Linked DNA regions of Homo sapiens: region 1 is linked to region 2. Evidence: read pairs that join two places in POLR2A ChIA-PET (ENCODE). Cell type or tissue: OCI-LY7. All regions are shown on one strand. Each heading gives the region's core, and the rest is flanking DNA. Links, peaks and the distances in the headings are about the cores only. Region 1 has its middle 190 kb from the start of NDUFV2. Region 2 has its middle 6.0 kb from the start of RAB12.

Region 1 (4,396 bases), core at 176-4,175, 310 kb after region 2:
AGACTCGTTGCACCGTATTCATAGGAGGTTAAGCATTCTTAGTCACAGGATGAGATAGGAGGTTGGCAGGACTGGTATCACAAGATACAGGTCATACAGATTCTGCTGACAAAACAGAATGCAGAAAAGAAGCAGGCCAAATTGCACCAAAATGAAGAGGGTGACAAAAGTGACCTCTGGTCATCCTCACTGCTCATTATACACTACCTATAACACATTAGCATGCTAAAAGCACCATGATAGTTTACAGATGCCATGGCAATGTTCAGAAGTTGCCCTATATAGTCTAAAAGGGGGAGGAACGCTCAGCTCTGGGAATTCCCTACTCCTTTCCTGGAAAACCCATGAATTGCCCACCCCTTATTTAGCATATAATAAAAACAAAAACCATAAGTATATTCAGTCAGGCAGTTCATACTGCTGTTCTATTGAGGAGGCATTCTTCTGTTTCTTTACTTCTCTAACAAACTTGCTTTCACTTTTAAACGAATTTAGTGTTCTTTGTTGAGGATGCTATATAAGCTGAAATCAAAGCCACTTCTTTGAGAACTACTCAATTTCTGAGTGACTCCAAGTGTATCTGAAACAAACATGTGAATAAACTTTTGGGTTTTTTTTCTTGTTACTCTGTCTTTTGTAATTGAAGTCTGTTCCAACTAAGAACCTATGGCTGTTACTATTTTTCTTCAGCATGATACAGGGGACCCACCAAGGAGAGGGCCACATGACACCACATGTGCTTCTCATCAGCCTTAGAATACTCTCCAGCTGGGACATATTCCTGTGTCTCATCTTTCCTACTAGACCAGAATTTGCCACATCTATTTTCTTTTTAGTCCACCCGACACACCTACCCTCCACCCCTCCACACATACACTACACATGTGCAAACATCTCTAATTAAATTAGACTATAGAGGGCTTTGGGATGGAGGGAGGTGCTAGGACCCCAAGCCCTGCTCTGCCTGTAAGCAGCAGTTCACTGACCCATTTGCTTTTCTGACAAATGTGACTTGATAACCCCTGAGAGCATCCAGCTCTAACAGTCTATAATCCAGTAAATTGCTACCCAAAATGATTCTGTTTCACAGGACTGTGTCCAGCCTATGTGCAGATTATCAACCCCCAGGTAGGCTCTGGGAAAGAAAAACTGACAGCCACCTACTTTGCAAACCCTGAGGCTGTGGTTTATATAAATAGGGACTGGTGTGACTTGAAAGCCTATATTCCTAAGGCCAGGCACAATGGCTCATGCTTGTAATCCCAGCAGTTTTGGAGGCCAAGGTGGGAGGATTGTTTGAGGCCAGGAGTTTGAGACCAGCCTGGGCAACATAGCCAGACCCCAGCTCTACAAAAATTAATTAAAATAAAGCATTAGCCAGGTGTGATGGTGTACACCTGAAATCCCAGCTACTTAGGAGGCGGAGGTAGGAGGATCACTTAGGCCCTTCAGTTTGAGGCTGCAGTAGGCTGTGATTGTATGACTGCACTCCAGGCTAGGTGACAGGATGAGACCTTGTCTCTAGAAAAAAAAAAAAAGAAGAAAATGTGTGTTTCCTGTCAGCAGCCTTTACCCAGAAATGTCATGAGATCGCCTCACTGGGCAGCAGACAAATTATATCAACTCTATCCATTACACAAATACTCCAGACCACAGGGTAGCAAAATATAAGAAAGATTTATTAAGGGAATAAAATATCCAAAAACTTAGACTTATGCCATGGCAAATCAAACCCTTTTCCTAAGTGCAGCTCACGTTTTTTCCAAAGCACTTTTTTGTGCCACCTCCATACTTCCTGGTGCCTTGACAGAGAAGCTACGTCCTAAACAGTTTCCTCAATTTGCAGTCCCTGGGGACTCCAGAGAGACGGCATTGACAACAGCATGTAATATTGATGCTCAAATCAATGTTTTAAACATTGAGCTCCAAAATGAATAAGACTAAGGAAAATAAGCAGCCCAATTTCTATTTCTTCAATCTTTGAGCAGGAGCAAACCAGACTTTTTGGCCAAATTCTTAGATTTTTAGCAGAGCAACAAGAATGTTGACACCTAACAACTTCTGAAGGACCTACGGAAATTGCTCAACAAGAGGGGACAAATGTGTGGGCTGTTCAGGTAACTTGAAGCCCTAGGGAGCACTTCCTCCTGCCACACCGGCAGGTTAAGAGCCTGTTTGTCACAGGCCAGGCCTCATTCATCATTACCCGGGTGCCGTCTCCTGACATCAGTGAGTTTTCGGCCCCTTGACAGCACCTGTCTGGCAGCCTGGGCTATCAGCTGCTCTCCTGTCGCTCTGGCTGAGCACAGGGGACAGCCTTGGCCCAGCCCTGTGGAATCTTCCAGTCCACGCCCTCCTCCTCCTGGCAGCCCGGCACACACACACAACCTCGAGGGGACAAATGAGCAGTCAGTTTAGTTTCTCTGCATTCAATGGGAGGGCACCAGATGGAAGGCCACAGAATGCACCAAGCCAGGGTCTTTGCGGGGAGGTGGGCTGTTGGGGGGCTGTCACCATAACAACAGGAAAAGCACTGCTGAAGTTTCTATTTTGGTGCTGCCACTAATTACTACGAATATTTCATTCGGCCCTGTGATCAGCCATCCCCAGAGCCGCCTGTTACCGGCAGATGGCTTGTTTTCTTCTCTCTAGAAAGTTAGCCAAAGACCACAGTTGTGTTTGGTTGTTTCATTCTTTTTTAAAACACTGAGTGGCTTAAGAATGCTTTGTTTTTGCATTTTATTGTAAAAGTCAGATACCTCTAGATTTTCTCCAAACAAACACTATTCTGGGAAATAAAAGGCAGGCCTAGTAGCATTGACTAATTTAGTGTTTAAATATATGTATGAGTGAGAAAAAGGATAGTTACGCCCTTATGAGTAGAAATACTTAGCAGATCTGACAAGTATATCCATATGGGGTTATTTTTAGAAGTTCAACTTTCCCCATTCTTTTTTTTTATTTTTTAAGAGTTAAGGTCTCGTTCTGTTTCCCAGACTAGAATGCAGTGCCACAATCGTAGCTCATTGCAGCCTTGAACTCCTGGGCTCAAGTGATCTTCCTTCCTTAGCCTCCCTAGTAGCTGGGACTACAGGTGTGAGCCACTACATCCAGCTAAATTTTTTTATTGAGATGAGTTCCAGCTATTTTGCCTAGGGTAGTCTCGAACTCTTGGTTTCAAGAGATCCTCCAGCCTTGGTCTCCCCAAATGCTAGGATTATAGGCATCAGCCACCACACTCAGCCTTCCTATTTATACACTAAAAATTTTAAGTGAAACCCTGTCTCTACTAGAAATGCAAAAATTAGCTGGGCATGGTGGTGCATGCCTGTAATCCCAGCTACTCAGAATAAGGGAGGAGACCACCCCTCATATTGTCTTATCCCCAATTTCTGCCTCCAAAGAAAGAAGAAGTAAAGACTAAAAGGCAGAAATGAAATCCACAAGCAGATAGCCCGGCGCCACACCCTGGGCCTGGTAGTTAAAGATAGACCCCTGACCTAATCGGTTATGTTATCTATAGATTACAGACATTGTATAGAAAAGCACTGTGAAAATCCCTATCCTGTTCTGTTCTGTTCTAATTATTGGTGCATGCAGCCCCCAGTCACGTACCCCATGCTTGCTCAATCAATCATGACCCTCCCACACGGACCCCCTTAGAGTTGTGAGCCCTTAAAAGGGACAGGAATTTCTCACTCAGGGAGCTCGGTTGTTGGAAACGTGAGTCTTGCCGAAGCTCCCAGCTGAATAAAGCCCTTCCTTCTTTAACTCGGTGTCTGAGGGATTTTGTCTGTGGCTTCTCCTGCTACATTTCTTGGTTCCCTGACCAGGAAGCGAGGTGATTAACAGATGGTCAAGGCAGCCCCTTAGGCAGCTTAGGCCTGCCCTGTGGAGCATCCCTGAGGGGGACTCTGGCCAGCTTGAGCAACATGGATCCTGAGAGCGCTCCTGGGTAGGCAATTGCCCCAGTGGAACACCTTGCCAGAGGAGCACGTGGCAGGCCCCCATGGAGGATCAACGCAGTGGCTGAACACCGGGAAGGAACTGGCACTTGGAGTCCAGACATCTAAAACTTGGTAAGACTAGTCTTTGGAACTTGCCCACTCCATTTGGGTGGAAAGGTGACCTGATCACCTACGGCGTGCCTGTACCAGCACTTTGGTTTTTGTTTTTGACTTGACTTGGATTACTTGATACTTTGGTTTTGGTTTTGACCTGGCTTGGATTTCTTGATACTCCGATTTTGGTTTTGATTCTGGTTTGGTGTAAACTGTAAAAGTGTGTGTGCCCTTTTCACCCGTTCTTTGTTTTGTGGTGTGTGTGTGGTGTGAGTGTGTTGTTTTGTCTCAAAGAAGCATAGGTCAGACACAAAGTCAGCCCATCCCACTATGAA
Region 2 (4,393 bases), core at 250-4,249:
CCACACTCTGGAGAATAGAATCAGAATGATTGACTTAGAGAATCAACATTCAACTTCCAGTTCTGATGCTTGAGCAAGCTCTGGCCGAAACACTTTATTTCACAGAGCAGTGTGGGTATCTGAACAAAAGTCATGGTTCCGTTAGCATTGAAAAGAATGAGGAAGTGGTTGTTGCATGGATAACCAACAGTGATTGCCGTAGTTGCTCACTGGCATTCTGATGTGCTTTCTTGAGGAAGAGCAAAGGGAGTAAGGTATAATCAGAGCAATAGGAATGGCACATAATGTGGTATGTCTCTATGGGAATGTGTGATGAAAATGGCTAAAATGCATCTCGGCTGGAACCAGATTAAGACCTGCTTGCTTCTCTGTATCTCTGGTCTTCACTTTGCGTGTGTTACTCAGTCTAGTGCAATCTCACTCCCACCCTCATTGCAATGAATGCTTTAAATATGGACAGTCCTCTTTGCATGGTAGAAATTTCAGTTACCACAGCTTAGTTAAATAACACCAGTTCCCCAGCATTTCAGATTTCAGTTACCACGGTATATTAACTATGAGTAATTGCAGGAAGTACAAAATTCACAGCTAGCTCTTTAGTTCACAGATCACTACATAAATAAACAACACTTACATCATAATCAGTGATCCATGATGTCTGTTGTGGACACTTTGAAGAATAGAATGAACTCCCATCAAAATTTTTGGTTTGGATGTCAAGACTGATGACACCACACACACACACCAAGAAGGTGTATGTGTTCTTTACATTGGTTTGTTATTTCTGGGAAGAATAGGGCGGCCCTCCCAAGCTGGTTTGAAAATGGCTTGAACAGAGGAAGGGAAACTGGCTGGGGGTATTGATTGTGCTCTGGGGAGTGGACTAGGATGAGGGCTCTACACATAAGCAGGGACTTGCATGGTTTGAATCTGTCACCAAAGGAGGGAGCACACAGGCTTTCTTATCAGCTTGCCCAGATGTGGGGCAGAAGCTGAAGAGGGCGAGGTGAGACTTCAGCAGTCAGACATCAAAAAATGGAGTTAGGCCGGGCACGGTGGCTCATGTCTGTAATCCCAGCACTTTGGGAGGCCAAAGCAGGCAGATCACAAGGTCAAGAGCTCAAGACCAGCCTGGCTAACATAGTGAAACCCTGTCTCTACTAAAAATACAAAAAATTATCTGAGTGTGGTGGTGGTCACCTGTAATTCTGGCTACTCGGGAGGCTGAGGCAGGAGAATCGCTTGAACCCAGGAGGTGGAGGTTGTAGTGAGTGGAGATCACGCCACCACACTCCAGCCTGGGAGACCGTGGGAGACTCCATCTCAAAAAAAAAATGGAGTTAGATTCTTTACTACAACACCACTTGTATCAAAATCTCTTGGTAACTGATTTCTGTGTAAGTCAGTCAGTTCATACACAGACAGCAAAGCATGAAGCAGTGATGCCTCCTTGTCTTTCAGTGGTAAGCCCATGTGACATTTCACAAAAATAGGCAATCAAAAGAAGAAACTGGCCAACAAAGATCAAAGTGCAGCAGCAAAGAAACAAAATGTGCCATATGGCAGCCATGGATGGAGATGCTGGTGGGGGGCTGTGCCCTGGGGTCTGTGCACTACTAGCCCATGGTGGACAGGATTGTACTCCATTCCTAAGAAGGACAGAAACTGGAGAACCCAGGCTAGCCCATCCTAGAAGACTTTTTTGGAGTTTTGCTGAAGGGAGGAGAAAGTTCTTTAAAGGAAGCTCCAGGGCAGAAGGAGAGGAAAGAGAGAATGAGGCAGAAAAAACAGTTGAAGAACTAATGGCTGAACATTTCCCAACTTTGGTGAAAGACATATTTTCATATTCAAGAAGCACAGTAAAACTCAAAGCAGAATTGGAAATAAAAAAACAAAAATGGTATCCCTTGGCACATCATAGTCAAACTGCTAAAAAGCAAAGAGAAAGAGAAAATTTTGAAAGCAGCCAGAGAAAAAGAACACACTGCATACACAGAACAACATTTTCAGTGTCACTGTTTTCTCATGAAAAACAATATAGGCCAGAAGACAGTATAACATCTTTAAAACGCTGAAAGAAAAAGTCAACTCAGAAATGCTTTTCCTGGCTGGGCACGATGGCTCACGCCTGTAATCCCAGCACTTTCGAAGGCTGAGGTGGGCAGATTGCTTGAGCTCAGGAGTTTGAGTCCACCCTGAGCAACACAGTGAGACCCCATCTCTACAAAAAATACAAAAATTAACCAGGCGTGGTGGTGTGTGCCTGTAATCCCAGCTACTTGGGAGACTGAGGTGGCAAGATCACTTGAGCCTGGGAGGTGGAGATTGCAGTGAGCCAAGATCACGCACTGCACTCCAGCCTGGGTGACAGAGCAAGACCCTGTTCTGAAAATAAATAAATAAATAAATAAATAAACAAACAAACAAATAAATAGAAATGCTTTTCCAGTGAAAGCATTCTTCCAGAATGAAAATGAAGTAAAGCTATTTTCAGATAAAAGAAAACAGATTTCGTTATCAGCAGACCTACACTATAAGAAGTGCTAAAAAAAAGTTCTTCAGAGAAAAGGGAAATGAAACCAGATGGAAGAACAGAGCTACGGGCTGGAATAAAGAGAATGGTAAATTTGTAGGTAAATACAAAATGTATTTTTCTTTTTAATGTCTTTAAAATACATCAAACTGTTTAAGGCAAAAACGGTTGTATTGTGGGGTTGGTAACATATGTAGATGTAACATATACGAAAGCTACAGCATGAAGGATGAGAGGGTAGACTCATACAGTTACAAGCGTCCTGCATGTTACCCGCAGTGCTGCGATATAAACTCGGAAAGACTCAAGAGTTCAGGATGCAGACTGTAATCCCTAGAGCAGCAGGTCTCCATGTGTGGTCTAGGATGACCCACAGTCCCTAAGATCCTTTCAGGGAGTCTGTGAGTTCAAAATTATTTTCATAACAATAAAAAAAGAAACAAAAAGTGATAATGCTGGAAGTGAAACCTGAATCTACTGTTAAGTGGAGTAATAAAGGAAATAGCTGACTGTGGGAAATGTGATTTTGCTGCCACTCGGGAGGCTGTAGATGTGCGATCAGGAATTCTGTAACGGCCAGCTCGTCGCTGTCACAAGGAGGAAAGTGGCTGTGATCAAAAGGACAAAGGTGGCCCTGAGGAAGTGACACGGGCAAAAAACCTAACATTAAAGAAACTCTCAGAGCTATTTCATGACACTGAAAGCTCAAAGGATGAAAAGTTAGAGGCCGGGCACAGTGGTTCCTGCCTGTAATCTCAGCACTTTGGGAGGCCGAGGTGGACAGATGACTTGAGGTCAGGAGCTTGAGACCAGCCTGGCCAACATGGTGAAACCCCGTCTCTGCTAAAAATACAAAAATTACCTGGGCGTGGTGGCACATCCCTGTAATCCCAGCTACTCAGGAGGCTGAGGTGGGAGAATCGCTTGAACCCGAGAGGCAGAGGTTGCAGGGAGCCGAGATCGTGCCACTGCACTTCAGCCTGGGCGACAGAGGGAAACTCCATCCCAAAAAAAGAAAAAAAGAAAGAAAAATTAGAAGCTGATCCAAACAGAATGGAGTATGACAATTCAGCAAGGCATAAAAAAGATCTTAACTCCTTATAGTAAGTTATATGGGCTGGACGCAATGGCTCATGCCTGTAATCCCAACACTTTGAGAGGCGGAGGCAGGTGGATGGCTTGAGCTCAGGAGTTCGAGACCAGACTGGGCAACGTGATAAAACCCTGTCTCTACTAAAAACACAAAAATCAGCTAGGTGTGGTGGTGCATTCCTGTAGTCCCAGCTACTTGGGGGACTGAGGTGGAAGGATTGCTTGAGCCTGGGAGGTCAAGGCTTCAGAGAGCTGAGATCACACCACTGCACTCCAGCCTGGGAAACAGAGTGAAACCCTGTCTCAAAAAAAAATAAAGAAAGAAAGAATTAAGTTATATGGCAAGAAGAAGACAAGCACTGTTCAAACAATTATTTATAGTTTTTTTTATTATAACAGAGACGAAGTCTCACTTTTTTGCCTAGGTTGGTCTCGAACTCCTGAGCTCAAGTGCTCCTCCCACCTCAGCCTCCCAAAGTGCTAGGATTATAGGTATGAGCCACCATGCATGGCCCAAACTATTCCTGATAAGTATTTTAAAAAAAAAAACACTTAATTCTCAATGTTTCCGGCATTTTAAATTATAGTGTCCTAAATAAATACTAACTTTACAATTTTTTCTTCATGTCTTTATACACGTATAGCAATAGTTGAAGTGTTCTCAATGTTTTGACAAAAATTTTAAAGGCCATGAAATAATAATAATAATTTTCCCATTGGTTATTAAGATCACTTTCTACTATTCAGGCTTAAGCAACGATCTTTATG

Evidence for each region. Peaks named below come from ENCODE experiments on the same cell type or tissue, not always from the same donor. Only the 100,000 strongest peaks of a DNase experiment are listed, where the experiment ranks them.
Region 1: POLR2A ChIA-PET joins it to region 2 with 11 read pairs; 2 of 35 experiments call an interaction of 5 or more read pairs at or near these places.

The regions. Positions count from the first base shown.
Region 1 is chr18:8,910,297-8,914,692 of GRCh38, forward strand. No RefSeq gene overlaps it. Among named protein-coding and RNA genes, the nearest start is that of NDUFV2, 190 kb to the right of the region's middle. In OCI-LY7, for the core only: a CTCF peak has its summit at 2,660; DNase peaks (open chromatin) are centred at 1,525, 2,225 and 2,565; H3K4me3 peaks cover 3,635 bases; H3K27ac peaks cover 4,000 bases.
Region 2 is chr18:8,601,281-8,605,673 of GRCh38, forward strand. No RefSeq gene overlaps it. Among named protein-coding and RNA genes, the nearest start is that of RAB12, 6.0 kb to the right of the region's middle. In OCI-LY7, for the core only: no CTCF peak of the experiment used is centred there; a DNase peak (open chromatin) is centred at 2,581; H3K4me3 peaks cover 1,455 bases; H3K27ac peaks cover 1,375 bases.